4 separate regions of the Mus musculus genome follow, and regions 1, 2 and 4 are each linked to region 3. Evidence: chromatin loops called from intact Hi-C (ENCODE). Cell type or tissue: heart. All regions are shown on one strand. Region 1 holds the start of Fibcd1 (fibrinogen C domain containing 1). Region 2 has its middle 17 kb from the start of Prrc2b. Region 3 overlaps Exosc2 (exosome component 2). Region 4 holds the start of Prrc2b (proline-rich coiled-coil 2B).

Region 1 (8,000 bases), 160 kb after region 3:
GCAAGAAGTCACCACTCCCTCCAAGGAGATGGTCCAGGGTGACACCTTACAGAGATCCCAGGGGAAGCCCATGTGTAGTTCTAGAGTCTTATATTTGAACACCTGACTAGACCTCGTCTTCCTGCCCAAAGGTCCACAAGACCCTTCCTGTACAGGGGGTAGGAATGATACCCTAATGAAGTTGGAATCAGCCACTTGGCCAAGGTCATCCATCCAATGAGGAGACAGTTCTGAAACAGCCAGGAAGAGCAGGCCCAAGGAGATTCCCAGGAGCAGCCATACCTGCCCGGGAGGAAGGGTGAAAACCTATGCTACGCTCAGGCCTGGCTAAGTGACCAAGCTCTGGAAGCAGCCGGTTCAGGAAGAACAGGGTGCCCCCCTCCCTCTGTCCCTTCCCCTTTGCCCCATCTGCTTCCAGAGCTCACAGGTTTGGTCCCCCTACCAGAGAGCCTAGCCCCAGCCGCCTCATCTGTTATATCTGCAGTCTCTTAGGGTGGTGTGACCAAGACATGACAGGCAAGGGTGTGAGCTAGCCTGGTGCTGGAGCAGTCTCCTTCCAGTGGGAAGAGACTGCACTTATCCCACCCTGGGAGCAAAGAGAGGAGCTGTGGCAGGGAGAACCAGCCTGTGTGGGTGCGTGGCACGCCGAGGTTTACAAATACACCAGAAGCTCACTGGTCTTCCTCGGCAGCTCAGGGGGTGTGAGGAAGAAGAGGGAAGGGTTGGTCCCTCTCACAGATGCACCAGCAAGGAACACAAGCATGTCAGGGACCACAATATGACAAGAAAACAAGGAAGAAGGCCCCAGGGGTGCTGAGGCACACCTCTCTCCCTCCCATCCCTGCCTCCTGTGACCACAACAACACACAGCGGGCACGGAGGATGGAAGGGGTGACTAATACCCCCATACCCAGCATAGGCCCAGCTGGGCTCTACCTGGTGCAGCTGGGAGCTGGTTCCCAGGGGCAGCAGAGTCCAGGAGGCCATACCTGGCCCATGACACCTTGAAGCCCCATTTCTAGCAGACTCCCCAGAAATCCCCATCCCTCCTCTCCCATGCTCCTCTTGGCGAAGTTTCAAGCATCTGACCTCAGCAATGGCCCTTACCTCAGCTGGGCTTCTGGAAAAGGCAATGGCAGGGGGCAATGGGGGAACTTGTGGCCCCAGGGAACTAGAGCTAGGGGCACAATTTAAAAAACAATGAAATTGCCTGGACTAAGAGCCCTACCCCAGGCAACCAGGGAGGCCTCCAAGAGGGAGCAGCCTCTTTCCTACCCTCTGTAGAACAGGTAGGGTGTCCCTGGGTGTGCAGTGTTTGGAGGCCTGGTGGTGTCAATCAAATGAGAAAGCACATGTCTGGACGTGGGATCCGGCCCAGGGAGGCAAATAGCAGTCAGGATCTTTAAGATACCAAAAGGAAGGAAGACTGGACCAGGTTGGGGTAGCCTTGAAGTTTCCACTGCTCCTTTAAGATCTCAGCAGGAAGGGCCCTGCCACCTGGGGACACAGTGAAGACTGGAAGAGTTAAGAAGGGGGACAGACCACCCAGGGAGGCAATGGAACCAGTCTGAGGTTAGAAAAGTAGAGTCCCTGCTCTCTGGCCCACATGCTGTGTGGCTTGGGCATATTCAACCTCCCTGATCTTCATCTGGGATATGGGAAGTGTATACTAGTGAAGAGCCAGCTTTGCAAACAAGCTAGCCGGTCCCCTTACCAGACCAGTGTTACTCGGAAAGAAAGGCAGGTTGCAGCTTTGATTAGTGAGGAGTGGCCACGCCCACCCCTGCCACCTCCTCCTTCTCTGGTTGCAAACTCTCACTGTTCCTTCCCCAGTGACATCTGTCTGGGAGAAATTTAAAATTTAAAACGGGCAGCCCCATTATCTGCTCTCCTTGGCAAACGGCCTCCTCAATTCGCTTGTCTATGCCAGTCCCTTGATGGCCCAGCCTGGGGCAGTCCTGCGGCCACCCCTCTGCTTCCGACTCCGGATGCCCAGTACCTCAGCAGCCCCTCCCTGTTCTGTCCCAGCTGGTGCAGTGCACAGCCCTGGGCATCCTCCAAGCCGGGACACTTCACTGTCCCTGCAGAGGCAGTAGGGAGAGAGGATCAGCCAGACCCAGGTTCAAATCCCTGTAGGGCTTCGTGGCCTCGGGCTGCAGCGGGACCTCTCTGAGCCTTGCTCTCCTGAAAGTCAGAGAATCACAGTGCCTAGGCTTCTTATAGGAGATTAATATTTACTGTTCCCCAATTGAATTTGGGCGCCTAGGTAAAGAGGGCGGATCTGGGGGGCCGGTCCTGTTCTTGAAGCCTGGAAAGATGTGCGGGGCGCCTGGCACAGGTTAAGGAATTTCAAGTGAGGAGGACCCCCATTGAGGCTGTGGGCGAACGGGACTCTGCGCGCGGTCATCTGTTGGCTGTCCCCAACTGAAGGGCTGATCCACAACCAACTATAGGTCTTCTCTTCCCTCTGCACAAGCAAGCACAGGGGTCTCCGGTGGGGGTGGGGACTGGCTGCAGCGGGTGCCTTCTGCAGGGAGCCCAGAGTTCAAGACTCCGCTGAGGGGAGGAGGAGAGCAGGTGCTCCCACTAAGCTCTGCACAAGCTCACCAAACTCCAGCCCCCACACCCGTCCCCGCGCCCGTGGGTACCTGCGGTTTGTCGCGCGGTCGGTCCTCAAGTTGGGACGCGCTGCCCACGGTCTTCCACCGCTCGTGGACCATCTTCCAGCAAGACCAGCGGGGTTGCGGGGCAAGGGCGAGTGCAAAGGAGGCGAGGGGTGCACAGGGTGCGTTGCACTCGCAGGAGGTCCCCTCGGTGCCGGGGATCCGGGGTGGCCCGGGAGCGGCGGCCGCCAGCTAGGCTGCGTGTGAGCGCGTGTGATTGCTGGGAGCGCGGGCGCGAGCCTCCGAGAGCCGCCCGCGCCGCGCCGTCCCCGCGTCCCGCTCCCGCGCCTCCCGCGCGCTCCGCCCTCTTCCTCCCGGCTCAGTCTCCGCGTCTTCGTCTCGGACCCTCAGGGCCTTTTATTGCTCCCCGCGGCTTCCCGAGCACGCGCGCGCGCCCCCCGAGGGCTCTAAGAGTGACTCCCGCTCTAGCCCGGTCGCTGGGGGGTGAGGAGGACTATTCAGCAGCAGCGAGCGTGACGACAGCCACGGGCTCCTCGAGGAACCTGCGCGCCCTGCGGCGCCCCGCGCAAACTTCCTCTCGGGTGGGACTCGTCTAAGTCCCTAGGAAGGGGCTAGGCAGAGACCGTGTGACCCTTTCGGGGCTCCGAGGTTCCAGTCCCGGGGCAAGTGTGCGCGTGGCCCGCTAATCTCCAGCCCTGTGGCCTGGTGCTGGAGTCCCCGACTCCGCAGCCAGGCTGGCCCCTATGGCATCTGCCCACCCGGAGTCCCGAACAACACCTCGCTCCGCCCCGCCCCCCCCAAGCCGGCCTGGAGCTATCCCAACCGCGGGAGGAGGGATCTGAGCCACCAGTGGGGGCTTCTCAGTCGTCCCTCCCACTAGCAACACTTTTTAAAGCGTTTAATCCGCCCGAGCAGCCTTCGGAGGTAATTGACAAAGTCCTTAATCTGCGCGGTTAACGAGCTGCTGTTGTGACTCCGACCGCGTGGCTCCCACGCGCCCCACGCCGAGCCCCGCCAGCCGCCCTTCCCCCCAGCTCCGCAGAGACGCCTGGGCCCCCCGCTATTTCTTAAAGCTGTTTTCCGGCTTCGGGGCGCTCTGGCCGCCTTGCTGTTCCCTGGCACCGGCGTCGTCTCTCTCCCACCGGTTTCCAGTCTGTTGCCTCATCTTCGTCTACGTCCCTCTTCTCGTCCCTCTAGGTGCCTGGCAAGCGTGGGGCAGGCTTTGCGAGGGTGGGGCCCGAGCCTAACACAGACAGAGTGGTCCCGGGACCACAGCTGAAGCTAGGCACTGTGGCCACGTGCCCTTCCAGACTGTCACCAGCCAGAAACTGGATCCCACAGTCTGCACTTCCAGTGTTCCGGGTGGCTGGGGTCTCCCGCGGTCCCAGCCCGGCTTCCGGACAGTAAGCTGCCGGAGTTACTTACTGCCCAGTCACCCCAGGCTGGGGTCAGAAGCCCACATCCTAGAGGATGAACATGTGTCGCCCTGCACACACCCCTCCCCCATGCTCCCTCATCACTTAAGAGGGTTGTAGGTGACCCAGAGATCCTTCAGGCCTAAGCAGGAAACTGTGATTACTGGCCACTGAACCTCTCTTGACTCAGGTTCCCCTTGTATCCAAAGGGTTAACAGCACCTCACTCTGAAGGGCTCTCTCTTCCGGGGTTCAGAGGCAGGCACCATACATAAGCATCTGAGGGGTTAGTGTTAGCTGGGGTTCATACTTCCCGCTATAAACGCAGGCAGGCTTCTGCTCTCTCGGAACCTGTTTCCTCATTGAGCAAGCAAGGATGGAAATGGACGAAGGCTTCCCAGCGCCCTCACAAGAAGCAGGCATTAGGGATGGAGAGGTAGCTCAGCAGTTAAGAGCCCTGGCTGCTCTTCCAGAAGTCCTGAGTTCAACTCCCAGCAATCACATGGTGGCTCACAACCAGCTGTAATGAGATCTGATGCACATTTCTGGTATATGTCTGAAGACAGCTACAGTGTACTCATATAGATAAATAAATAAATAAATAAATAAATAAATAAATAAATAAATAAATAAATAAATAAATAAGAAGCAAGCATTAATTAAGGATCCCAAGTCTGATTCTGCAGTTCCCCGGGAAGAGCTAGGCAAGGTGTACACTAAAAATCACCCTGGGCAGTCCTGGTCTGGAGATGTGGTCCAAAGGTCCCTGGGTGTACACGGAGAGCTGTCAGCCTGTTTAGGATGGTGATACTTGGTTCAGGGGACGCCACTTTGATGGTTAAGACAAGGGAGGCCAAACTCTGAATGGGAGACACACGCAGGTGTGCATGGGCGCCTTCAGGACATTCTGCTTCTGGGTCTGAGGAAGGACAGGTAAGCGGGGGCCACCTAGTGGCTCCTCCCAGCAGTGTTTGCTGCTGGGACCTGTCACCAACTCAGCAAGAGTCCCCAGTTCTCCTGTCTGCTGGAGTGCAGATAGGGGTGGCCTTGCCCTATCTCCACTCTGCCACAGCTGTGCTCTCAGCTCAGTTGACACTAGGACGATCAGTGGTGGCCCTGGGTTGGCAGGAGCACACTCAGCCCCTGTACACAGCACCAGCCCCTAGTGTACACAGGCCCATCAGCCCCATGGGGAGGTGTGAACGGGATGCACGGATGCAGGAGAAGCTCCTGGGAGGAGCCACAGAGCAGAGCAGACCAACACTGTGCCTGTGTGCTGTGACTTCTTGCCAGGCTGATAGGGGCCAAGTGACAGGGACAAGTATGGCTGAGCTAAGCATGCTGGCCTCTGCAGATGCAGCCTTTTAGCCAGCTCAGGGACCAGGCAGGGCTTCACGGAACCCAGGACTCCTGAACTACAAAGACTTAATCCAGCTGGGTGTGGTGGCGCACGCCTTTAATCCCAGCACTTGGGAGGCAGAGGCAGGCAGATTTCTGAGTTCAAGGCCAGCCTGGTCTCCAGGACAGCCAGGGCTGCAAAGAAACCCCATCTCGAAAAACAAAACAAAACAAAACAAAACAAAACAAAACAAAAAAACAAAACCAAAGACTTAATCCAGAACTCTCTGGCACTCTGATCCCACCTCTCTGGCTCACCATGTATTCAGGGTGGTGGTGGTGGCTGTCCTCCTCCCCCTCCCCCTCCCCCTCCCCTCCCCCTCCCCCTCCCCTCCCCCTCCCCCTCCTCCTCCTCCTCCTCCTCCTCCTCCGCCTCTTGCTCCTCCTCCTCCCTTCCCCAAGTCCCCTGAGCGTGAGAACTCCAACTATCAGGCAGTTTCAGTCTGGAAATTTTAGTTGAGATTCTAGAGAGAGGGTCTGGCCAGGTCCTGCCCTTCCTTCTGAACATGGATCCATCAATCGCAAGATGTCAGCTGGCCCAAGGTAGCTGTCCTCCCCAGGGGTCCTCACTGCAGTGCCGTGGGGGAGTCATAGCTGCTGGCTGTCTTCACTGGGAGGGGTACTGGATAGATGGTGAGGACAGAAGTGAAGAGAGACAAAGAGGAGAGTAGCTGGGGGCCTGGAGTAACAACATGCCTCTGGACTAGCCTCAGTGGTCGCCATCTGTGGAGCATCACCCTTCCATACAGTCCTGCATGGGGCACCAGCTACCCCAACAGATCAGAGCTATCGCTAGTCTCATTCAAGGATGTGAAGCAGAGTCAGAAATATAGTTAAATAATTTACCCAACAATCTAAAACCATGTGGTTAATGCCAAGTCGTCGTCTAGTAAGGCCCATCGTTTCTCACATGTGGAACATTATTCATTGTCAGTATGAACAGATTTCACTCAGGTCTACTCTCCAAAGACCTGTGAATTGTGGCAATATGCCCGTTTTAAAGACAAGGCAAGAGACAAAATTTGGAGCTGTGACGAAAGGATGGACCATCTAGTGATTGCCATATCCAGGGATCCATCCCATAATCAGCTTCCAAACGCTGACACCATTGCATACACTAGCAAGATTTTGCTGTAAGGACCCAGACATAGCTGTCTCTTGTGAGACTATGCCGGGGCCTAGCAAACACAGAAGTGGATGCTCACAGTCAGCTATTGGATGGGTCACACGGCCCCCAATGGAGGAGCTAGAGAAAGTACCCAAGGAGCTAAAGGGATCTGCAACCCTATAAGTGGAACAACAATATGAACTAACCAGTACCCCGGAGCTCTTGTCTCTAGCTGCATATGTATCAAAAGATGGCCTAGTCAGCCATCACTGGAAAGAGAGGCCCTTTGGACTTGCAAACTTTATATGCCCCAGTACAGGGGAACGCCAGGGCCAAAAAGGGGGAGTGGGTGGGTAGGGGATTAGGGGGGTGGGTATGGGGGACTTTTGGGATAGCATTGGAAATGTAAACGAGGAAAATACCTAATTAAAAAAAAAAAATAAAGACAAGGCAACTGAAGATCAGAGAGGCTCAATACCTTGGCCAAGATCACACAGTAGCTGGTAGATCCAGAATTTGAATCCTGGGCTGTGCTCTGCTGGAGCACAAGAGTCTCAGCCTTGCTGGGCTCTGATATTCCCAGAGAGCATTGAATGCAGCAGAGCTCCGGAACGTGGGCTGCATGTCAAATGTGCCTGTCTCCTGCCTGTCTCCGGAGACCTGGAGGCAGTGGGCCAGGAGGTCAAGACCTCTGGCCCTTGTCCACCCACCTCTCCCCGTTCACCGCCCGGGGCACTTCACTCTTCTGGTAAAGCGGTTTCGACTCACTTCTGACAGTCACATTTATCATTAAAAATAAATTCATCCTGGCTCCCCTTGGCATGGGAAGGTGCTGTGCAGTGATTCAGTGGGCTTGTCACCCTCTTGGTGAGACGCGGAGAGCTGAACAACTGGATGGGCTCCAGCGCCAGCGCCTCATTTTCTGCACTGGAGCCAGAAATGTACAGTGGGCTGACATTTAATTTAGAATCCAACATACCTTGACACAAACTCATAATACAAAGGCGGGGGTGGGTGGGGGCTGCCAAGCTGGGCAAGGGTGGGGGAGTCCGAGTGACGGGATGGATTTCTTTCTTTCTTTCTTTTTTTTTTTTTTTTTTTACTTTTGCTTTGTCAACATGATGACAAGCCAGAGGCTGCCATCAGAGGCAAGAATTAGCAGAGACCAAGTATGTGTATAATGTGTGTGTGTGTGTGTGTGTGTGTGTGAGAGAGAGAGAGAGAGAGAGAGAGAGAGAGAGCTGCTGTATGTCCATGCCTCAAGTTCACTGGTCAGCGTCCTTCGACTCTTGAGGTTAGTCCGTCCTATGTTACATTACTGGAGGAGCATGCGCCAAAGCTGAGCTGTGACGGCCAGCGCTGGTGCCGGGAGCTGGACAGTACTGCCCTTTCATAAATGGCACCTGCACTGTCCATCCCTGTGTCCCTAGCACTTTGCCCAGATCCTCTGAGATAT
Region 2 (8,000 bases), 450 kb after region 3:
ACTCAAGGGCCCCCTGACTCAGCTCTGTATTAATAGCCCTGGCCAGTTCCCAGGAGACCAGCTCTGCCAGCGGCCAGTCAGAAGACTTCCAGACAGGGCCTCCCTGTATCCATAGCTCCGTCCCACAGCTCCTGACTGCTTCCTCACGCCTCCCCTCCCCCAACTCCCCGCTGCCCCGAGCCCACCTTCTCTAGAAGGAATCATAGGGGTAAGCCTCTCCAGCCTTAAGCAGTCCTTTATAGATCTCAGGACTTAAGAGAGCCAGCTGAAGGGGACCTGGGAGGGAAGATGAAAGGGGGGATGGAGGAGAGGACAACATCAGGGTAATAAAGCCAGAGCCAAGTTCAACCCCAGCCTCTGGTTTCTAATGTGGTGACCTGTAAGGGTTCACTTAATAAGAGTGGGCTTTTGTTTCTCGCTGTAAAGTGGGAATCTTTTTTTTTTTTTTTTTTTTTTTTTTTTTTTGGTTTTTCAAGACAGGGTTTTCTCTGTATAGCCCTGGCTGTCCTGGAACTCACTCTATAGACCAGGCTGGCCTCGAACTCAGAAATCCGTCTGCCTCTGCCTCCCGAGTGCTGGGATTAAAAGTGTGCGCCACCACTCCCAGCTGTAAAGTGGGAATCTTACTGAGACTTCTCACTTCTGGTTTTGCTGTGAGGACAAAATGAAGTAGTTGTCACAAGGGCAAGTCTTGGAACTCACATCTTGTCATCCCTGTTACTGTATCTTTGGATCTCCACACTCCTTGCTGTCAGCACATTCTGGATTGGGTTTCTGTCGTCCTGAGCCCTCTAGTGTTCACAGGCTGTTGTTGCGGCAGGCTCTGCGTTCGTGGATTCATGTCTGTTTCTTTTTTGGTTTCTTTGAGTTTTTATTTTTCCCTCCCTCCTCTCATTCTTTCTTTCTTTTTTTTTTCTGCCTTTTCTTGTGAGACAGGATCTTTTATAGCCCAGGCTGGCCTGCAATTCTCTATTTAGCTGAAAGTGACCTTCCTTCCTCCTCCTCCCAAGTGCTAGAATCATAGAATAAACAAATATGCCCCCTCCTTTCCAGAGGAGCACGAAAGACCAGACAGACTGGTTTGCCCATCCTTGGGATGAACTCTGGCTTACTGGGTGCTGGGGATGGAAGCCTGGACCTCCTGCATGCTAGGGCAGTTCGTTCTCTCTCTCTCTCTCTCTCTCTCTCTCTCTCTCTCTCTAGTCTTTAGCCCCTGTAAGGTATCCTTTCTGATCCAAGCCACTGTTACATATACACAGCACAGTAGACTGAAAATGGAGATGGGGTCCCCTCTCCCCTTCCCTTTGGAAGCTCAAAAGATCTGACAGAATGATTTGGGTACCTGTGAGCCGCCGAGCCCTGGGGTCTGGACTCTCAACGTTGGACAAACCACAAGGTCTCTGACCTCCTGAGTCTTTATCTGCAAAGAGGCCTGAGACCTTGTGGGGAGGTTTTGAAGAGAGGGACAGGAGGAGGCAGCCATGGAATCCATGACTGATAAGCAAGAGTAGAGGGCCCTCTCAGAGGCCGTAAAGCCCACGCAGGTCAAGGTTATCCGGGTTGGAGTAGAGCCAGAGACAGGAGGCAATGAGACACAGAAGGCTAAGTGTCACAATTAGAGGAGTCAGATGCAGAGCAGTGATCCCAGGCTGCGTGGCCGTAGGGACCAGTGTCAGCAACTCCCGTCCAAGCCTGGCCCATCCACTACTACCTTTGTGTCCTGAAGCTAACCTCAGTCTTTCCCATCTGCAACATTAGCCAGGGCTAACCCCCAGCCTGTCCACAATGCACAGACCTCCAGCTAGCCCCAGCTTGGGGATCCTGAAGAGAGCTCTTATACCCTCTAGCCCAGCCATGAGCATCCATCCTGACCCTAACCAGGGTGTGCAGTAGAGACATGATAAATGGAGCTCTGTCCCAGGGATGTGATGTTGGTCCTGGGTCTGAAAACTTAGCCCACTTACTGTCTGGCCCTCTTAGCTTACAGAGGTTTAGCAGTTGAACTGTGCACCCCCTAAAGTAGATGTGTTGGGGACCTAACCCTAGGCCCCCAGATGTGACCTTATTTTGTCTTTACAGCCATAAGAAGAAGCTAAAATAAGGTTACCCTAGCTTACTAAGATCACCTTATTTAAAAAAAAAAAAAAAGCCACAGCATAAACAAACGGCAGGAGTCCTCCTGTATGATAGTTCAACAGATAACTGCATTTGCACCAAGCTGACAAGTTGGTTCAATGCTCAGGCCCTACATGGTGGAAAGAGAGAACCAACTCCGAGAAAACATTCACACACAAATAAATACATTTTAGAGAAAAAACAAGAGGCAGATCTGAAGTTCAGTTCCAGTGGTTAAAACAAAACAAAACAAAACAAACAAACAAACAAACAAAAAACCCACTTCACACCATGTCCAGGGTTTGAGCCTCAGACCTAACAAACGGAACTGGTGAAGTTAGGGCCTGGGAGCACTGCTCAGTGGCCAAGTGCTTACTGTGCAGGTGTGAGGAGCTGAGGTCGGCCCCTTGGCACCTGTGTAAAAGCCGGGGGCAACAGTGTACATCTGCAATCCCGCTCTGGGGGGACAGAGACAGCAGAGTCCTGGGGGCATGCTGGCCACACAGTCAAACTAACATGGTGAAGTCCAGGTTCACTGAGAGACCTTGCCTCCAAAAAAAAAAAAAAAAAAAAAAAGTGGGAAAAAAATAGAGCCAATTGAAAGCACATACGAGGGGGCAGGCAGGGAGTTCTCCGAGCAGAGAGAAGAGCACAGATGGAAGGAGGCAGCGATGCTTTCATAAGGCAAGGAAAAGGAGCCAGAGGCTACCGAGAGGGAGAGGCCAGACGGGAGGGCGTGGCCAAATGGGAGGGAGGGGCCAGACGGAAGGGAGGGTCCAGATGTGAGGGAAGGTCAGGACGGAGGGAGGGGCTGGGGGAAGGGAGGACCCAGAGGGAAGGGAGGGGCCAGATGAGAGGGAAGGTCAGGACGGAGGGAGGGGCTAGGGGGAAGGGAAGACCCAGGCGGAAGGGAGGGGCCAGACGAGAGGGCGGAGCCAGACCTAGACAGCCTTTCCCTAGGTCTTCACACCTTACCTTTGGCCCACTGATCCCCTAAACTGTGAGGTAATACACTTCTGTGGGTTGTTACAGTGTCTCTAGCAAACTAAAGTACCTACAGTACCCAAGTCCCTAGCCCTAACCTTTGCAATGTAATAAAGCCTGGAACCATTAAAAATAAAACAATGGGCTGGAGAGATAGCTCAGCGGTTTAGAGCACTGACTGCTCTTCCAGAGGTCCTGAGTTCGATTCCCGGCAACCACATGGTGGCTCACAACCATCTGTAATGAGATCTGATGCCCTTTTCTGGTGTGACAGCTACAGTGTACTTAGATATAATAAATAAATAGCCGGGCGTGGTGGCACACACCTTTGATCCCAGCACTTGGGGGGCAGAGGCGGGTGAATTTCTGAGTTTGAGGCCAGCCTGGTCTACAGAGAGAGTTCTAGGACAGCCAGGGCTTCGCAGAGAAACCCTGTCTCGAAAATACATACATAAATAAATAAATAAATAAATAAATAAATAAAAAAGACAAAAGGCCTCCTGCATTCCTACCACTATCTCTTATTGAATTTAAGCTTATATAGCTTTTGCCTAGCTTTGTATGTAGTGTGTGTGTGTGCCCAATGAGCAATGCATGTGCAGTGTTGAGGCCGGAGGCTGACATCAGGTGTCTTCCAGAACAGCGCTCCATCTTGTTTTTTGAGGCAGGATCTCTTACTGAAGCAAAAATTGACCAGATGGGTAATGGTAGCCAGTGAAATCCAGAGGTTTCCTTGTTTCTGCCGCACCACCAGTGTGGAGGTTACAGACATACACTGCAGCACCTGGCTGCCAGGCAGGTATTTAGGGACCCAGATCCAGGCCTTCATGATTGTGTGGCAAGAGGCTTGCCAGCGGAGTCATCTCTCCCTCAGCAGAGTCTCATCATGTATCTGTGGCTAGCCTTGAACTTGCTATGTACATCAGGCTGGCTCTAGACTCACTGAGATCCCCCTACCCTTGCCTCCTGAGTACTGGAGCCCACCACACCCCGGGACCTTTTGTTGTAAGACATTCTTGCACTGTAGCCCAGGCTGACCTTAAACATACAGTCCTTCTGCCTGTTCCCCAATGTCTAGATCATGCTCAACTTAATCAATATTCCCTGAACTCCTCTCTGTACCCAGTCTCTGTATTCTGGTGGAGAAGTACCCTTTTTCCAGATCTTTAGAGCCCAGTGCTGGCCACAGAAGACCGTAACTGGAATAAATATAGAGCTTGTGGCACCCCCTGCTGGTCATCCTCAGCATAGCACTCCTCTCTCTAGAGAAGGTGAGTGTTTGCTGGAGATTTATTGAAGGCAGGTGAGGGCGCTGCAGGACATGCTATAACAGTCTAGATGTCTAGACTTGATGTCTGGAGGAGCCCCAGGAAGTTTCATAGAACCTGGATGGCAAGGAAGGCCCTGATCAGAAGAGAGGTGCAGGGAAGGGTAAGATGTAAAGGCTTTGTATGGAAGGCCATTGGAATCCCATCACAGGAGGGACAAGAATTAAAAGCAGAGGACCCTGGGTAAGTGCCAGCCTGCATTCAGCCAGGAATCTTGACCCAGGAAGGTGTTGAGGTCCTGGGGGGAGTGGCATTTCTTGCAGAGCCTTACATGGCAGCATTTCCAAGGAGTCAGTCAGGAAAGGCATGGGGTAGGGGAAGGATTCCTGCTGCTGCTGAGAGCTCCCCTAGGAAGAGGAGGGAAACAGGCTAGGGAGTGAGTAGGGGACATTCCATAGGTGGATACAGACCACAGCTCCTGCCTCGGAGAAAGTAAGAAGAGACAGTTTTACTCTTGGGCCAGGGAGATGACTCAGTGAAAAATGGGTTTGCTGGGAAAGTAGAGGAACCTGAAGGACCCCAGAATTCAGATCCCCAGAACCCAGGTAAAAAGCCGGGGGGAATCCCAGGAACAAACCAGCTGGCTAGACTAGCCAGAACTGTAGCGCTCCAGATTCAGTGAGAGACCCCACCTCAGTGCATAAAATGGAAGCTGTTGGAGGAAAGTCCCAATGTCAACTTCAGGGATCACACACACACACTACATACAAAGCTAGGTAAAAGCTATATAAGCTTAAATTCAATAAGAGATAGTGGTACGAACGCAGGAGGCCTTTTGTCTTGTTTATTTATTTATTTATTTATTTATTTTCGAGACAGGGTTTCTCTGCGAAGCCCTGGCTGTCCTAGAACTCTCTCTGTAGACCAGGCTGGCCTCAAACTCAGAAATCTGCCTGCCTCTGCCTCCCGAGTGCTGGGTTTAAAGGCGTGCGCCACCACGCCTGGCATAGCTAAGCAGTGGTGGTGAATGGTTTTCATCCCAGTGCTTGGGAGGCAGATTTGAGGCCAGCCTGGTCTACAGAGTAAGTCAGGGAGCCAGGACTATACAGAGAAACCCTCTTTCTTTCTTTCTTTCTTTCTTTCTATCTATCTATCTATCTATCTATCTATCTATCTATGTATATGGTTTGGTTTCTGGATTCTTTGGTTTTGTTAGTGAAATTTCCTTGTGTAGGCCAGGCTGGCCTCAAACTCTCAACCCCCTGTCTCTATCCCACTGCATCTGACTCTACTCTGTTGCAAATATATATATATATATATATATATTGTTTGGAGATGGGGTCTCATATAGACCATGATGGCTTCAAACTCTCCATGGAGCCATGCTGACTCAGACATGAGGCTGGCAAGAAGATTGCTATGGGTTCAATACCAGCCTGGGCTACAGAGTAAGACTCACAATCAAATGTTACTTTTGGTGGCAGCACATGCCAGTGTCATCTGCATCATCTGTGTGGAGCCCTGTCTGCTGACAGAGGACTTGTGGCAGCCTGGCTCTGTCAGCTTTTGATATTTGCTGATGAAGAACTAAATTTCAGATCCTCCACAGATTGCTGCTGTTTTATTTGTTACAGTTTTGTTGTTTTTCTGTTGTTTTGACAGGCTGGGCCAAGGTGGTGCACACCTTTAATCCCAGCACTCAGACTCAGGAGGCAGAGGCAGGTGGATCTCTGAGTTTAAGGCTAGCCTGGTCTACAACAGAGCGAGTTCCAGGATCACCAGGGCTATACAGAGAAACCCCTGTCTTGGAAAAAAAAAAATGCCTCAGTGGCTAAGAGCACTGGCTGCTCTTCCAAGGACCTGGGTTCAATTCCCAGCAACCACATGAAGTTCATAACTGTCTGTACCTCCAGTTTCAGGGGATCTGACACCCTCACATCAATGCACATAAAATAAAATTATTTTTATAAGAAATGATACCTTCATGTTTTAATTTTCTCAGGCCGTTTGTGACCCTGTCCTCTAAGCCTCCCCCACCCCTAACTCCTGACCCAGTCTGCTGCTGCTGCTTCTTCTTTTTCTTCTTCTTCTTCTTTTTTTTTTTTTGGTTTTTCAAGACAGGGTTTCTCTGTATAGCCCTGGCTGTCCTGGAATTCACTTTGTAGACCAGGCTGTCCTTGAACTCAGAAATCTGCCTGCCTCTGCCTCCCAAGTGCTGGTATTAAAGGTGTGCGCCACCATGCCCGGCTTGCTTGCTTGCTTGCTTTCTTTCTTTCTTCCTTTCTTTTTAAAACAATCTTTTTTTTTAAAGATTTATTTATTATTATATCTAAGTACACTGTAGCTGGCTTCAGATGCACCAGAAGAGGGCGTCAGATCTCATTACAGGTGGTTGTGAGCCACCATGTGGTTGCTGGGATTTGAACTCAGGACCTTTGCAAGAGCAGTCAGTGCTCTTACCCGTTGAGCCATCTTCCAGCCTTCAGTCTGCTTCTTAAGAGATCCAAATGCTGTCGAGTTTATCGTTAGTCCCTTAGCTCATGGTCCCTTCCTCATGTCCCAAGAGCACAACCATCAATCACCTCTGCAACTGTTGTCAGCCCCAAGGATTCCACTGTATTTGCTGGGATCCTTAGTCACACCCGCCCATTCCCCACGCAGGTCCAGTAACAACACACATGAGCTGGGGACTAATGAGGGTGGGTACATCTTTCTGGTCACAGCTGTTATAAACTTTTGTGTACAAGTATTCTCATTTCTCTGAGGACAGTTGGTCCACTTTGACAAATTTATAACTTTTTGTTTGTTTGTTTGTTTGGTTTTTGAGACAGGGTTTCTCTGTATCCCTGGCTGTCCTGGAACTCATTTTGTTGACCAGGCTGGCCTCGAACTCAGAAATCCTCCCTCTGCCTCCCAAATGCTGGGATTAAAGGCGTGTGCCACCACCGCCCAGCTAATTTATAACATTTCTGCATGAACTCCTGGAGGCCACAGGCGACCTTACATGCCTTCCTAATAGCTCTCCACTTTTATTATTATTTTGTGGTTTTGTTAGATATGTATTTGATGTGCATGAGTATTTTGTCTGCACGTATACATGTGCCTCATGTTCATACCTGGTGTTTTTTTTAAGTCAGAACCAGGACAAACAAGACTATAGAGAGGATTTTGCCTTGGAAAAACAAAAAACCAAACAAGATCAATAACAAAATGTGGTTGGGTACGATTCGCTTTCTACAGGCCTCAGAACTTCAGACCAACTTTGCAAAGCCTTTGGCTGGTTACACTTCCCCTGAAGTTCCTCTCCTGCCACCAGAGACCGGTTAATAAGGCCGCCCAGCAACTGGCCTTTGACTAGTGGTGGCTAAGGAAAGAGTTCGGTGGGAAAACGGCTAGCCATGAAGGCAGGAGGACGTGATTTCAATCTCCAGCACCATGCGTGGTGGAAAACCGCAGAGCTGGAAAGGCGGAGACAGGAGGATGACTTCAGCAGCTCGCTGCCCAGACAGAGCGTGACTTGAGTGAGAAACCCCGTCTCTGAAACACAAGACAGACAGCCCGGTGTTCTGTATCTGCAGGGGACTGACTGCTCCTAGCTGCTTACTAAGTTACCAAGCCTGGGTTCCAAACTCG
Region 3 (8,000 bases):
CTTTGCTGGTGAACATCGCAAAGTTGCAGGGTAACAGCCAAACAGCCACTGCAGAGGTAACAGGGAGCGCGGAGATGGCTCAGTTGGTAAAGCACTTCCATTGTGAGCATGAGGAAGTGGGTGACAATGTCAGGTTTGGAGGTGTACATGAAATCCCAGCACTGGGGAGGTGGAGGTAGGACCACCCCTGGGACTTGCCGATAAGACAAAGGAGGTGGATGGCGTTCTTAGGATGATGCTCAAGGTTGGCCCCTGACCTCCACGTGCATTTGAACTTAGGAGCATATGCATACATGAAGTTGTACGTGTACACATTTAAAAAGTGAACAATTCCACGGTTTGTTGTTTGGGGGACATGAGGTTCCATGGTGGAAATGTGATTTCTCTCTTCTGTGGCTTCTGTGGCTGTTTGCTTATCTGATCCTGTTTGTATTTTTTTTCCCTTCCTCTTTGTGTCCTTGTGTAGCCCGTAGCTCTTAGTGATCGAGAGGTGATCTCCCGGCTTCGGAACTGTGTAGTCTTGCTGGTAACTCAGAGAATGATGCTGTTCGACACCAGCATCCTGTACTGCTATGAGGCCTCCCTTGCGCATCAGGTACCCAGACTCCTCCCTGCGTGTGAGCTGCTCCTGTGTTTCTTCAGTGTTCCACTTTGTTTCCCATAACCCAGGCAGGAACTGGCCTGGAGGCAACCTTAATGAGTCCCTGCCATATTCATATTCCTGGGATATTTCCAGTCTTCTCAATGTCTAGCCCCATGCTAGGAATCTGATTTAGGATGGAGATGCCAGACAGGATTTTTTATCATAATAGCTTTCTACAGTTATCATGCCTGTCCCAAAATTCAGACATCTTTTACTTGACTTTTTTTTTTTTTTTTTTTTTTTTTTTTTTAACGTTAACATCATCTGGTGACTGACAGAAGAGCTCTGATGTCAGCTCTCTGAGAGCACCTTGCTGTCTGGCTTTCTGGAGCTGGGCTTGTGTGCTTGCTTGGTCGGATTGCATAATGCAGAAGGCGTATACTAGCCAGGCTTCATTCCCTCGTTCTAGCTGACTTGATGGGTATTTCTGAATGAACGAATACCGTTTCCTATTTTCTTCAGATCAAGGATATCTTAAAACCGGAAGTAATGGAGGAGATCATGCTGGAAACACGCCAGAGGCTTTTGGACCAGGAGGGATGAGGCCGAGAGCTGAAGGATGGGACTGGGCACCCCCTGGGCCAGTTTTGGGAGTGAAAACTCTGCCATGTGGTCCCCAAGGAGCATCTGACAAACACATTCCTCACCTGCAGTGGGGCTGCAGAGCCAGGCCTGTCTTTCTGTTCTGAGAGAAAACTAGGGGGAGGTAATGGTGGGTTGGGCTCTTGGGTCCCAGTAGTTTTAGGTCTTTCAGAGCACAGTGTCCCGGCCTGATGCTGACTTACCTTGGAATAACTTGGAGAATTTATGACTTCCAATCACCCCACACAATGTAATGCCCCATGAAACTGTCCTGGTAGAAAACATGGTGACCTGGGGATGTATCTCAGGAGTGGACCACTTCCTAAAATGTGCAAGTTCCCAAGTTCCATTTCCAGCCTTACCCTAACCCCAGAAAAAAGAAAACCAAAGACAAAGACATGGCAGTGCCATCGAGAATGGTCTCTTTCCACTTCCGCTCTGTCTCCTTTAATGCACAAGTGTGTGGTTGGAGAGAAGGTGGTGGAGTCAGGCCAGAGTCAAGTGGATATGAGAATAAAGGGAGGGCTGGTGAGATGGCTCAGTGGGTAAGAGCACCCGACTGCTCTTCCGAAGGTCAGGAGTTCAAATCCCAGCAACCACATGGTGGCTCACAACCATCCGTTACGAGATCTGGCGCCCTCTTCTGGAGTGTCTGAAGACAGCTTCAGTGTACTTACATATAATAAATAAATCTTTAAAAAAAAAAAAAAAAAAAAGAGAATAAAGGGAGGTAGCAGCCTTTGTTGGAGTCTCACCGCGTGTTCCGTCTGCTGACAGGTTCGAGGGATCCATACCCTCTACCTGGGCTTCCTTCCCCTTGTGTGTGAGCTGTTTCTTTAGCATCTCAGGTCCTCCTTCAGCATGTCCACCAGCAGGAACTGGCTGGCCTTTTGTGTTTTTCCCGCCTGTGAGAGTGGTTTGTAAAAAGCTGAGCCACTGGTGATGACGGAGAATAAATATTCTGGGCAAATAGTGGTTTCTGATGCTCTGATAAGAAAACAGAAAAAAACGAGCCAGGCGTGGTGGCACATGCCAGCACTGGGGAGGCAGAGGCAGGCGGATTTCTGAGTTCGAGGCCAACCTGGTCTACAAAGTGAGTTCCAGGACAGCCAGGACTATACAGAGAAACCCTTGTCTCGAGAAAAAAAACAAAAGAAAAAAAAGGAAGGAAAAAAAAAAAGAGAGAGAGAAAACAGAAAAACGAGTTGGGAAAAGCCAAGTTCTGTGTAATTGAAATGGTGATGTATTAACTTTTCAATAGTGATTCAAAGGGGACAGGATACAAGTCCTTGGCATAGAGTGCAGGTTTCCATGCTTGCTTTCCTTCTGACAGTTTAAAATGGCCTCGCCAGCATGGTAGGTAGCACGGCCTGTGATTCCATATGGGGACAGAAGCAGGGGATGAGGCCAAGCTGGGCTACAGAGAGTGGCTCACTAAACATTACCCATAATGGTGCCCTGAGTTACACTTCTTCAGTTAACATTGTTTTTCTTTCATGTTTATTTATGTGCATTGGTGTGAGTGCATGTGTATGGAAGTCAGGACAACTTGGATGAATCCGTTCTTGCCTGCCATGTGGGTCCCAGGGGCATCAGGCGTGACAGTAATCACTCTAACCCATGAGCCATTAAACTGGCTCAAAACATTTTTACTGAGGCTAGGGATGAAACCTAGCGCCTTGTTTATACTACTAGGCAAGGGCATCACTGAGCAATGGCCCAGTTAATTAACATTCTAAAAATTTGTTTGGATGCTGGGTATGGTGGATCTCTTGAGTTTAAGTCCAGCCTGGTTTACATAGCCAAGGTTATATAGAGACTGTCTCAAAAAACCAAAACAGCTGGAGAGTGGTGGTACACCTTTAATCTCAGTACTCTGGAGGCAGAGGCAGGCAGATCTCTGAGTTTGAGGCCAGCCTGGTCTACAGAGCAGGTTACAAGACAGCCAGGGCTACACAGAAAAACCCTGTTTCAAAAAAAAAAAAACCAACAAAAAACAACAATCAACCCAAAATAAATAAAGGCCCCAAACAACAAAAAATAATTTCATAAATGTGTACTGTATATTTTGATCATGTCCATCCCCCCAGTTTTCCAGGCCCAACTCTTCCTGGACCTCCAACAAGTCCCCCTTCCAACTTCCTTTCTTTCTATCTTTAGTTTTTTATTTCTTTTTTGGAGACAGGCTATTTCTATGTAGCCCTGGCTGTCCTGGAACTCACTATGCTAACCAAGCTAGCCTCAAGCTCACAAGAGACTCACCACCTTTCACCTTCCTCTTCTAGGTGCTGGGATTAAGATGTGCCTAGCTTTTGTTTGTTTTGTTTTTTGTTTTATATATATATATATATATTTTGTTTGTTTTGTTTTGTTTTGTTTTTTCACACAGGGTTTCTCCGTGTAGCCCTGGCTGTCCTGGGACTCACTCTGTAGACCAGGCTGGCCTCGAACTCAGAAATCTGCCTGCCTCTGCCTCCCAAGTGCAGGGATTAAAAGCGTGCGCCACCACTGCCTGGCTTGTTTTTACAATTTTCAATAATCTACCCACTCTAGTTAGGGCTGCCCAGTCTGTCCTGGTGACAGGAGCTAACTCATCTAACATAGCAGTTGTCATGTGAAGTCACATCGTATCCACAGCAGGAACAGGTGAATGCCTGTGCTTGCCTTTCTCTTCTGTACCCAGCCCAAGCTCTAGCCAGTGAAATGATGATGCTGCTTCCCACCTCACCCCAGTCTAGAAGCTGACAGTACAGCAGTCTGGAGGTCCGTTTCCATGGTGATTCAAATCCTATCACATTTACAATCAAGATTAATCATCATAGCACCATCGCTAGACAACTTTGCATATGTGTGTTTCTGAGACAGTGTTATAGATGACAACTTTTAATTTAACCCATGTTTGAGGGATCCACAGATAACTGAATTCCCTGAGTCTGCAACTTCAGGTGGGTTTGCCTTTCTCAAATTTCAGAAGTTTCCAGGTTGTCCACCTCTTTTTTTTTTTTTTTTTTTTTGAGAAAGGTTTCTTTGTGTAGCCCTGGCTGTCCTGGCACTTTTTAGACTAGGCTGGCCTCAAACTCAGAAATCCACCTGGCCTCTGCCTCCCAAGTGCTGGGATTAAAGACATGTGCCACCACTGCCCAGCAGTTGTCCACCTCTTACGGGGCTGGGAATGGGAGCCTGTCTCTTTGTCCTTACCTGTTTCTCCCAAGCTGTTGGCAAGACACTGAAACCCAAAAGCATCTTCACTGGATATGTGCTTTCATAGCCCAGCAGAGGGCACTGCTGGCAAGCTTAACTACAGTTGGTGTAAGAAAAACCTGAAATTTTGTTACTGAGCTTTGCTTTATGAAAGTAAGGATAAAATTAGATTGAATTGAACAACTTTTAATGAAAGTTATATGAGCTGTACAAGATGCATCAAACATTGCTTTAAAGCCGAGGTGAACTGCTGGGAGGCAGAGACTGACAGACCTTTTATGAGTCACAGGACAGCCTGGTCTATAAGATGAGTTCCAGGACAGCCAGGGTTGTTACCCAGAGAAACCTTGTCCCAAAAAACCCAAACTAAGCCAACCAACTAAAACCTGTCAGATACCTGCTGCGCTCTGCATTCTGCAGTTTGAACCCTTAAAGGTTTTCCAGTGTTAAAAAGTAGTGTATCTTATTTGTCACGGTGCCTCCTAGGCAGTCAGCTTGGTCAAGATGGCTGAATATATCCTTCCCAGCCAGCAGTCATCAGAAACTCAGTGAAGTGGATGGTGAACACAAGCTTCATACCTTTTTTTTTTATTTTATAATTTTATTTTTTTTTAAAGACTTATATGTGGTATAGTGTAGCTCTTTTCAGACACACCAGAAGAGGGCATCAGATCCCATAATAGATGGCTGTGAGCCACAATGTGATTGCTGGGATTTGAACTCAGGAACTTCGGAAGGTCAGGCAGTGCTCTTAACCACTGAGCCATCTCTCCAGCCCATGGGTTTCTAATGTGGTGGGAACCACCTTCTTTCGAGACTAAAGCTTTCAGATTCTGACAGCTCTTTTGGACCCACCAGCCAAGGTGCAGCAGGATGTGTCAGTCGTGGGTCTCTTTCATGCCCTTTTTCTTACAGAAACCAGTTGAAACACTCAGATTGGCATCCACACAGACTTGCACTTGCCCTCTCCAGCTTGCCCTGGTGGCTCACAACCATCTGTAAAGAGATCTGACACCCTCTTTTGGTGTGTCTGAAGACAGCTACAGTGTATTTACATATATATGTAAAATAATAAATCTTTAAAAAAAGAGAAAGAAACCCATGAAGAAGGAAGGAAGCTCGGGACCAGAAGGCCAAGCTTCAGTGCCAGTTCTTCACTATCCTGCAGCATAAGCATCCACGCGCTGGCCTGAAGAAACAAACAGTACTAAGACACACGAGGAGGAGTCTAGCTGCAGAATATGCTAAACTTTTGGGCAAGACAATGAAGGAGACCAAAGAAAAACCCCAGGGACAGATTTCCAGGAGATGTAGACTGTCCACACCGAAAGCCTCTCAAGTCAGTCAAAAATAAGTCTTTAGGAGGAACAGATAAGCTGGATGGTAGTAGTGCACACCTTTGATCCCATCACCAGAGCGGCAGGCAGGCACATCTCTGATTTGGAGGCCAGCCTGGTCTACAGAATGAGTTCCAGGACAGCCAGAGCTACACAGAGAAACCCTGTCTCAAAAAAGAGCAAATCCAAAAAAAAAAAAAAAAAAAAAAAAAAAAAAAAAAAAAAAAAAAAGTACTTCTCTTGGAGGAAAATTACAAGTGGGGCTTGGAGCTTATCTGAAAGAAAAGTGGGGTTGAACGCTGATGGTATGGGAGAAGGGTTCTTCTGCACAGCCCTGCAGTGAGGGGAGAGGCACGCCTGAGGCTGGGAAACCAAGGGCAAATTCATCTCAAGAATACCGGACAGTAAGCAACAATGTCCCTTGCTTTTAGGTGAGGAAGCCAATTTAGAGGAGAAACTGACACGAGTCCCAGGCAATTGAATGAAGGACGGGATGCAGCTTTAAGAGGGTGCCAAAGCCAGGTGTGAGCCCAGGGTGGAACAGCTGAAACTCCTGCTGACCCAGGAGTGTAGTTTGCTGCACTGAGACTGATTGTCTTCTAAGGGTGTATGGGTATTTTGTCTGCTTGTATGTCTCTGTACCACATGGTGTGCCAGGTCCCCTCCAAGGCCAGCAGGGCATCAGATCTCTTGGAGTTACATGTGGTTGTAAGTTACCATGTGGGTGCTGGGAATTAAAACCTGGGTCATCTGGAGGAGCAGCCAGTGCATTATAGCAGCTGAGCATCTCTGCAGCTCCCAAACTGATCTTTGGATCACTGCTTCTTTTGCCAACCGACTGCCTGCTTCTGCCTTTGTATTCCCGCAGGGTAAGAAGCACTATTCAGTGCTGTAGGCCAGCAGCAGCAGCAGGAACGGGTGCTTAGGAAATGGGTGCCCATTACCAGGAATGGTGGTGTAGCCACTTTGGTAGGGCACTTGCCTGGCATTCTTGAGGCTCTAGGTTCCATCCCTAGCACGGCTTACACCAGGCTTGGTAGAACATACCTGTAACCCCGGCCCTTGTGAGCTGGTTGCAGAGAGATCAGAAGTGCAAGGGCACTCTCAGAGATTAAGGGCAGCCTGGGCTGGAAATCCTCTCAAAAGCCCAAACTGAGTAATGTTAGTTCAAGAAATAGTTATTGAAGAGTTGCAGTTCCAGGTGCTGAAGGGTGGTTCAATCAGGAGCACTTACTGCTTTTGCGGATGATCTGGGTTTGGTGTCCAGCTCATAACTATGTCTCATCCAGGGGTTCTGATGCCCTTTAGAGTCTGTTAGCAACAGACATGATAGTGGTGCACATAAAGTCAGTCAAGTACACATACATGTTTATAAATAAAATATCTTTTTAAAAGTTGCAATTTGCTTGTTTATTTAAAGTTCAACCAGAGAATGAAAAATGTGGGTAGGGAAAGGAAATGGTTAAAGCAGGGACAGGAATTAAAAAATAGACTATTCAAAAGAAAGAAATTGGGGCTGGAGAGATGGCTCAGCGGTTAAGAGCACTGACTGTTCTTATGAAGGTCCTGAGTTCAAATCCCAGCAACCACATGGTGACTTACAACCATCTGTAATGTCATCTGGCACCCTCTACTGGTGTGTCTGAAGACAGCTACAGTGTACTTACATACACATAATAAATAGGGGGCTGGTGAGATCGCTCAGTGGTTAAGAGCACTGCCTGCTCTTCCAAAGGTCCTGAGTTCAAATCCCAGCAACCACATGGTGGCTCACAACCATCTGTAACGAAATCTGATGCTCTCTTCTGGAGTGTCTGAAGACACACTACAGTATACTTACATATAATAAATAAATAAATATTTTAAAAAAAGAAAAAAAAAAAGAAAAATTACAGTCATCAGGGTGAGCATAGATAGATAATCAGAGAAGCCAGGACACCTATTTGAAGACTGGCCGTACAATTTAAGAGAAACCTGGACAGCCAAACTGCAATTCAAATAATGTGACAATCATATTATTCTGTGAGTGAATTTATAAACTCCAGTTCTAAATCTGGGCACAAATTTTCATTTGCTTCACAGTATTTCAAGTGACTTTTGTTTCTGTTGTTTTGTTTTGTTTTGATAACAGTGTAGTCCGGGCTGTCCTGCAACTTGCTCTATAGACCAGGCTGGCATCGAACTCACGGAGATCCGTCTGCCTCTGCCTCCCGAGTGCTGGCATTAAAGGCGTGGGT
Region 4 (8,000 bases), 470 kb after region 3:
ATAGAGAGAAACCCAGTCTCGAAAAAACAAAACAACAACAACAACAAAGATTGTTGATCCACATCAGGTTGAATCTGAGAATGTGGGACCTGTGGCTAAATACAGCCAGCTATATAGCTAAAATTCACTTTATCTCACAGACAGGCAATGTAGCTCAGCCTGGAAAGGGGGTTCTATGGCAACCTCTGCCCGCCTCCCCGAAAGTGAAAATTTAGTTTCTTTTTTTTTTTTTTTTTTTTTTTTGGGTAGAGGCTAAAGTCTTGCTATGTGTAACCCTGGCCTAAAATCCTCTATGTAAATGAGGGTGGCTTTTAAATTGTGGTAATCATGCCTCTATATCCCGAGTGCTGAGACCACAGCATGAAGCACAACCACACATATCTTTCTTTTATTTTTTAAACATCTCCACTAGCATTCTCTTTTTCTTTTTCTTTTGGTGGGGTGGTCTTGGAACTCGCTATGTAGATTAGGTGAACTTTGAACTTTCATTAACCCACCAGCTTCTGGATTGAAGACATGTGATAGCTCAGAGGCCTTGCTCACTAGACCATTTTAAACGTGACTGTGCATGTGTGTGCTCCTGCCTGTGCATGTGTGCTCATGGGTGCATGTATGTATGTGTGTGCTCGCGCACGTGTGCTGTGGTTACAGGTCTGTTACTGCCAACCTTAGTTAACATATGTATTTTCAGTCTTTATTTTTCTGGTTGCTAGCAGGAAACCAAGCTCCTCCATGCTAAGCATGTATGTGCTCCACCTCTGACCACTCCCCGGCCCATACACATTTTTCTGAATGGCCCAATGTAGCTAGTCTTTGCCACTGGGTTCTTCTTTTTTCCACTCTTTATTCCCCCACCGCAGTTCACCCCCTATCACTAGATAGGAGTGAAGGATAAAGGGAAGAGAGAGAGAGAGAGAGATCTTTCTCTCTGAATCCCTGAATCTAATGTCTTTCCTTTTGTTTCTTCTTTGTGCAGGACTATTAACAAATCACAGCCAACACCTTCCCTTAATGACCCACAACCACTCACCCCACCTATAGAGGCCCTAGCATTTATATACCCTCTTAAAAGTACCCAGAATTCAAAACACCACAAATTCCCAGAAACCCCTCTGGCCATATCAGCTTACATACTCAGGTTGGAACTGGGTGTCACTGATGGTGGGGATGGGTTTATTGTACTTGCTACAAGTCTGCCTTTCTTCCCTGCCCGATGGGAAGAGCATTGGTGTCTATCTTTTGTGCTTGGTGAGGGTGAAGTGAGAATCCAGGGCTGGGGGAAGGGGCCTGTAGCTCAGTTGACCTAGCACATACAAAGCCCTAGGTTTGATCCTCAGCACTGAGTGGGCAACACACGTGTAATCCTGCACTTGGGGAGGTGGAGGCAGGAGGATCACAAGTTCCATGTTATGCTGTAACCCAGACTGGCCTCTAGCTTCCTATGTAGCTCAGGATGGCTTTGAACTTCTGACTCTTGCCTCTTTCTCCTAGGTGCTGGGATTCCATACCTGTCTACACTGCTGCATCCTGATGTACTGATTTATATTTGAAATAGGGTCTCGCTACATAGCTCTAGCTGTTCTAAGGCTCACTATGTAGCTGAGTCTGGTCTCAAATTAGCAGCAATCCTCTTGCTTCAGCTTCTCCAAGATTGGGATTACAGGCATGTGCCACCACTGTCTGGCTAGCAGGTTTATCCTAGAGAGGAGATACATAGAAGTTGTCATGGATAGAAAGCAGTAATGTTGGGAAAGCATAAGAAAATTATAGTGCCAGACGTGGTGGCACACGCCTTTGATCCCAGCACTCGGGAGGCAGAGGCAGGTGGATTTCTGAGTTCGAGGCCAGCCTGGTCTACAGAGTGTTCAGGACTGCACAGAGAAACCCTGTCTCGAAAAACCAAAAAAAAGAAAAAAGAAAAAAGAAAAAAAAAAGAAAATTATAAAACTACCCAAAAGAACATGCCCCAGACACTGGGCTTGGCATTCCATTGAAATGGTTTTTGTTTTTTTCCAGGACCTAGTTGAGCGGCCTTGGAAAAGCTGTATATCCTCTCAGTCCCTCTTTTTTCTTACAATAATAAGTGCTTCAGAGTTGGCATTAAACCAGACAAGCCCAGCCCACTAACAGAGGACACCATAGCAGCTGGGATTTAGTCTCTTCAGGAGAGTGCCTAAGATGGTCCCACACTTTTCTTCTGAGTAGCTGAACCCAGGGCCTCCTGCATTGAAGCGACAAAGTCTACAACTGAGTTACATCACCAACTATTTCTTTTTAATTAAGATTGATTGATTGATTGATTGATTTATTTATTTTACACCAGAACAGGGCAGACCCCATTACAGCTGGTTGTGAGCCACCATGTGGTTGCTGGGATTTGAACTCAGGACCTCTGGGAGAGCAGTCAGTGCTCTTAACCACTGAGGAGCCATCTCTCCAGCCATATATATGTTCTTGTTTCTTGAATGTTATTTTTAATTGCTAGGATATCTGGAATAGATAAGGAGAACCTAGCACTGCACAGTAACCTCGAAGGGAGCCAGTCTCTCTCCCAGGCCTTTTGTTCTGCATTCACACGAATACACACCCAAGTGGGGTGGTTTATGTCATGTTTTAAAAAGGGTGAAGTGGCCGGGCAGTGGTGGTGCAAGCCTTTAATTCCAGCACTTGGGAGACAGAGGCAGGCAGATTTCTGAGTTTGAGGGCAGCCTGGTCTACAGAGTGAGTTCCAGGACAGCCAGGGATACACAGAGAAACCCTGTCTTGAAAAACAAAACAAAATAAAACAACAACAAAAAAAGGTGAAGTGTCTATACGGTGCACTTGTTATGGAAGGGAGACCTTGCTGTGGAATGGTGCAACGAACCACTTCTGCCGTACCACTTCTGCCGTACCACTTCTGCCGTACCACTTCTGCGTGTTTCCTGCATGTATCTTGCCACTGGGATCCCCCTCTCCCTCCACACATTCTAACAGGTCAGGACTGTCAGGCTGTCAGGTTTGTCTGTCAAGAGGCTCTAGAGCTCTGGGGGTGGTGGGAGCAGGATCCAAGTTCAGTCCCTCTTCTGAGCCCCCCTCCCTCTCAGGTCTGCATCCCCTGCCTTTTAGGGTGCTGAGTCCTCCCCATTCTCCCCACCCTTTTGCATTCTCACCCCAGAGCTCTCCCTGGGGTCCCCTCCCAGTCTATGTCTGCTTCTTTCAAGAGCCCCTCCCCCACCCATGGAGGAGGCCTTCTCCATGGGTGGGGGTGGTCTTCAACCAGATCCACTCTCCGTTGAGATTCCTCTTCACCAGGAGCCTCTCTCCATGAAGACCCCTCTGATTTGGGACCCCATCTCCATCCATGTATCTTGCTACTGGGATCCCCCTCTCCCCCCAGTTCCTTTACTTTTTCTCCATTTGAGCCGTCCTCTCCATTGCAGCCTCTTTGCACCAGGGCTTCCTCCTTCTCCTGGTTCCTTTCCACCTAGGCCCCTTCTCCATCAAAGTCCCTCTCCACCAAGGCCTCTTCTCCATCAAGGTCCCTCTCCACCAAGGCCTCTTCTCCATCAAGGTCTCTCTCCACCTAGGCCCCTTCTCCATCAAGGTCCCTCTCCACCTAGGCCCCTTCTTCATCAAGGTCTTTCCATTTGGGCCCCTTCTCCACCTCGGCCTCCTCTCCACGTAAGCCCCTTGTCCATCAAGGTCCCTCTCCACCGCGTCCCCTCTCCAGCCGAGCCTCCTCTCCATCTAGGTCCCTCTCTTCCGCAGCCCCTCTGCACCGCGGCCCAGCTCGCTCCCCGCGCTCTCCCTCCTCCTCTCCCCCGCCCTCCCTCCCGGGACAGGGGCGACGCAGCAGGGGGCGCTGCGCGGGCCACCGTGCGGGCGGCGGGCGGGGGCGGCGCGGAGGCGGAGGCGGCGGCGGCGGGGGGCGGGGAGCCGAGCGCGGGCGGGAGGCGGCGGCGAGCCACAGCGCCGAGGCTCCAGCGAGCGCCGAGGAGCGGGAGGAGGAGGAGGAGGCAGAGGCAGGAGCGCAGAGCGCCGAGCCCCGCGCCGCCGCCGCGCAATCCGCCGCCATCCGCCGCCCCCGCGCCCGGCCGCCGCCCGACCGCCATCGCCCGGGCCCGTCGCGCGCGGACGCAGACCAGGTGGGCCGGGGCCGGGGCCAGGGCAGAGGCCGGGGTTGCGCTTTGTCTCCGCGGCGGTGCGCTGCGGCGGGCGCGGGGCTGCGGCCTGGGCGGCCTGCTCGGCGCTCCCCAGCTCGCCATTGTTGTGTCTTCGCGGCCAGGGCGGGAGGACGGCGGGCCGAGCGGGGCTGGGCAAGGCTCGGGGTCGGGATCGAGCCCGAGGGCTCTCCTGCGCCCGGGGACGGCGGCCTTGTCGGCCGGGGTGGGGGACGCGGGACCCCGAGGCCGCCCGGAACCGCAGGCCGAGCGCCGCCCCGGCTCGGGTGGGTTCGGCTGAGGGAAGCGGGGTGGTGTTTTCACGGCACCCGGAGCCGCTGCTAAAAATGTTTAATGATAAACAGGATGTCGCTGCTCGGGGCCTGCCAGATTGATTTTTTTGTTTGTTTCTTTTTCTTCGTCTACCTTTTAAGAGAGAAATGCAGACCTATTGAGATAGATGGTGGGCCTCTCTGGAGAGGATCTGCCTGCATAAAAGTGGACGCTGCTGCTTTCCTTTCTTCTTTGTAAATATCGTGGGGGGATGAAGCCCACTGTTAGGCAAGAATAGGTGTCGCCCCCCTTCCCCAGGCAATGGTGAGCTTGAAGGAAGTGGGAGAAGGGGGGCGCCGATGCTCTCCGGAGTGTGTCATTTGCTAAATGGCTGCCTGGGAGAAACCTTTATAAAGCTGTCTTTTGCAGGGTAGTTAAATTTCACCTACGTTTTTTCTTTCCTGGAAAGGTTAGCGTGTATTTCGGTGTGTTGTCTGTTTGCGTTGTATATCTCACTTGGGTTTTCTGTCCGTCTGTCTGAAGCCTCAGCGCCCTTTCTCAGCAGTACAACCGCAGGGGCTTGCTTTGTATCGTAATGTCTGCACCGTCGTGGTGCAAGCTGGGACCTGAGGGGTACAGGCTGTGGAGTGGGATGCTTGCTGCCACCGAGGGACTACTCAGCCTTCACAGGCAGAGAGGCATGACTTGGCAAGCCGTCGGTGCTCTGTAGTTACTCTGTGCTGTCAACCTAGGACAGAAGGCTGGCCACTTGTGGTGTCATCCATGCTGGGGCATGCCACAGGTGCTGGTTTGAAGTGGCAGCGTTGGAGAAGGGATTCAAAACATTGGGTGATGTAGGACTGCTGGAAGTTCCAGGTCAGCCTGGGCTACATGGTGAAAACCCAACAAAATACCCACATCCGTAGGTACTTTGGTTAGTGCTGGGCCTCAGTGGGGAGGAGGCACGGACTGCGTTAGTAGCCCCCGTCAGAGCAGGGGGTTGTCTGGCTTTCAGTGGGCTGGAATTGTATAGGATGGATAGGAGAAGAGACAGGAACTCGGGAGTCTTGACTTTGGAAGAGAACTGCCCTCCTTGGGGATGGGCAAATAATTGTTCGGGGAGCCTTCAGCTTGTTCAGGCAAGTGTCCCTCTTGGAGCCATGTTCAGGTCCTCTTGAGTGACTTTACCCAAGTCTCTGAGCCCCAGCTCTTGCATCTATAAAATGGGAATAATAAGACTCCTGCTGTATCTCGTGGGAGCCTCCGGTAAGGTTCACAGCAGAGCGTTTCTGTCCTGGGAAGGTGGTAGACATGGACATTCTCGCAGGTTCCTTGGTTTTGTTAGTTCCTTTTAAATCCTGACTTTTCCTCGTGTTGTGGCTTGTGGAATTGGGGACCCCCTGCAAATGCTGTGACCAGCAAATTGTTTCAGGGCTGGCTTAAAGGTCCAGGGGAGCTCAGCTAGATTCCGCTGCTAGTGGGAGACCATGGAAGGGTTTCAGATAATGAATGGGGAGACAGATATTGGTCTCACTCTGTGTGGTGACGTAGGCCTTGGCTCTTGGAGAGCCCTGGTTAACTTGCTGGTTTCCAGTTGGATAGACAGTGACTTGCAGTCTGGGAGGGAGAGGTGTGTGTGTGTGTGTGTGTGTGTGTGGTGTTGCTTCATTTGCCTTAATCATTTGCTGAGTTTAAGGCGCTTCCATGTCCCCTCCAGGGCCTTTTCTACACTTGCCATTTGGCTCATCCTTGCTGTCTGACCTCCCTTGCCAGTCTGGTCCTGGTCTGCCTGTGGCTGGTGGATTAGGGAAGGTTGAAGTCTACTGTCCCTGCCCCCAGGATTGTAATTCCTGGCGGAGCTCGCTGCTCATGTGGGGCCTGCTCTGGTCCTCCCCACTCTTCCGTGGGAAGGAGAGGGTGAGGGAGGGGAAATCCCTGGGCACTTGAGAGTCAAAAGCCTTAGGAGAGTGGAGTTTCTGGAATGGCCGGTCGGAACTGGTTCCTGAGCCTTGGCTTTACTCCGCTACCCTCCATCCTGTTTGAATTTCGACTCTCTCCCACCCACCCGCCCGGTTTCTTTTTCTCAGAAAGATCATTTTATTGTCTTTTAAAGCCCCCCCCCCCCTTTGCCTCACACAGAGTACCAGCTCCCAGCTAATGGCTGTGGGTTGGTTCCATCTCCCTTTGTTCCAGCGTTTAAGATTGATCATTTCAGGGTTAGTTTCTATTTCAAACCAGAAAAGGCTGGGAGGTCCAGTGCATGCATTTCTAACTTCCATAATGAGGCTCCTCTGCTGTCAAATGTTCAGATCAAGTTACAGGCCAGCAGGTATTAATAGGGCCTGGCCGGAACAGGTCTTAAAACAGTACAGTTTTTTTTTTCCTCTTAAAAAAGAAAGAAGAAAAGAAAGAATATTTCCAGCAGACACCCGTTGGACTCTGTGCTGCGAGCCTTGTTTTGTTTGCTTTTGAGTATTGTATACAAAGGCAGGGCTAAGTAAGTTTAAGACTTCTTTTGAATTATAGTCGATTATATTTATTGAGTGTGTCTCTGCTTGTGTACCATGGTCCTCCAGTGGTGGTCCCAGGGCAACCTGTGGGAGTTGGCGCTAGCTTTCTATCCCGCGGTTCCTCAGGATCAAACTCAGGTTGTCAGGTTTGGCCACAGTCACCCTTACTACTAAGCCAACCCTCAGCCTTCAGTCATTATTATTATTACTACTACTTGGGTTTGGGTAGACTTGGGAACGTTGGGATGGGGCCTCACAGGGCTAGTGGTGCTGGAAGCCGTGGGGAGAGATAGGTGGTTAGCCTCCTGGAGCGGGGACATTGTTTACCATGAGCCTTTAGGTTTCACAGGGGCCCTTTGGCATCCTCACTTGGGAGCTGGCAGGCCTGGGCCTCACCACAGGTGACACTGCTGTTTACATAGGCGGGCCTGTGGGAAATCTGTGCTCCAGGGGGGTGTTTGCCTTGGTGGCTTGCTTGCTTTGCTTTGTTTTCCATTGTACTTTTCCCCCATCTGTTATAATCTTTCCAGAACTTCATGGATTCTGTAGAGATGCTGGTGTGTGGGGCTTCTCATGGCGGTAGGAGGTGGCTGTGCAGGGTGAAGTCCACCTCCAGGGGCTATTGTCTGGCATGTTTGCCTTTGTGCCCCCCCCCCCCCTTTCTCCCTCCTCTCTGACTATTGGCTTCTTCCTCTTTGGCTCTGGGAGAAGCCAATCCTCGGGTGCTCAGGGATTTCCCTGCCATTATGCAAGGGCCTTTAAAATAACGTTTCCCAGCCCCTAGTAAACGTGATTCCTGAAGAAAAAAACATTAGAAAACATTGACAAGGATTTAAGAAAATACAGATACAATTCACCTACCCCACCCGCTAACTGGAGAGAACTGCTGTGAGTGTCCTGGCGTCTTCGCAACTGGAACACTCTACATACGTGCACTGTGCACAGCTGACAACTTGGTTTTTCCTGTGAATGTTGTGTTTTGTGTACCTGCTGATTTATTTAATCTTGCAGTTTGCTAGGCAGTTCAGTTGTTGTTACCCGTCTTTCCCCTCCTGAGACATTTCTGTCTTGGGGT

Evidence for each region. Peaks named below come from ENCODE experiments on the same cell type or tissue, not always from the same donor. Only the 100,000 strongest peaks of a DNase experiment are listed, where the experiment ranks them.
Region 1: it touches region 3 in a loop (11-fold over the local background); 4 of 42 quality-filtered maps call a loop at or near these places.
Region 2: a loop joins it to region 3, with 2.7 times the contacts of the local background. A loop is called at or near these places in 5 of 42 quality-filtered maps.
Region 4: it touches region 3 in a loop (2.6-fold over the local background); 5 of 42 quality-filtered maps call a loop at or near these places.

What each region holds. Positions count from the first base shown.
Region 1 is chr2:31,843,063-31,851,062 of GRCm38, forward strand. Fibcd1 (fibrinogen C domain containing 1) reads right to left here and starts at 2,943. Exons shown (of 7, transcript NM_178887.4): 1 at 2,649-2,943. The coding sequence starts at 2,720. In heart, a CTCF peak has its summit at 4,994 (motif pointing left); no DNase peak of the experiment used is centred here; H3K4me3 peaks cover 2,326 bases; H3K27ac peaks cover 1,610 bases; H3K27me3 peaks cover 5,630 bases.
Region 2 is chr2:32,129,871-32,137,870 of GRCm38, forward strand. No RefSeq gene overlaps it. Among named protein-coding and RNA genes, the nearest start is that of Prrc2b, 17 kb to the right of the region's middle. In heart, CTCF peaks have their summits at 802 (motif pointing left) and 4,350 (motif pointing left); DNase peaks (open chromatin) are centred at 31, 1,731, 2,901 and 4,371; H3K4me3 peaks cover 2,857 bases; H3K27ac peaks cover 4,647 bases.
Region 3 is chr2:31,679,385-31,687,384 of GRCm38, forward strand. It overlaps Exosc2 (exosome component 2), which reads left to right. Exons shown (of 9, transcript NM_144886.3): 8 at 467-595; 9 at 1,106-1,968. The coding sequence ends at 1,186. It overlaps Gm13427 (predicted gene 13427), which reads right to left. Exons shown (of 4, transcript NR_153862.1): 3 at 1,981-2,130. Among named protein-coding and RNA genes, the nearest start is that of Gm13427, 5.1 kb to the right of the region's middle. In heart, CTCF peaks have their summits at 1,866 (motif pointing left) and 4,493 (motif pointing right); a DNase peak (open chromatin) is centred at 4,427.
Region 4 is chr2:32,147,165-32,155,164 of GRCm38, forward strand. Prrc2b (proline-rich coiled-coil 2B) reads left to right here and starts at 3,984. Exons shown (of 32, transcript NM_001159634.1): 1 at 3,984-4,127. In heart, a CTCF peak has its summit at 3,790 (motif pointing right); DNase peaks (open chromatin) are centred at 3,917, 5,197, 6,247, 7,327 and 4 weaker places; H3K4me3 peaks cover 4,912 bases; H3K27ac peaks cover 4,881 bases.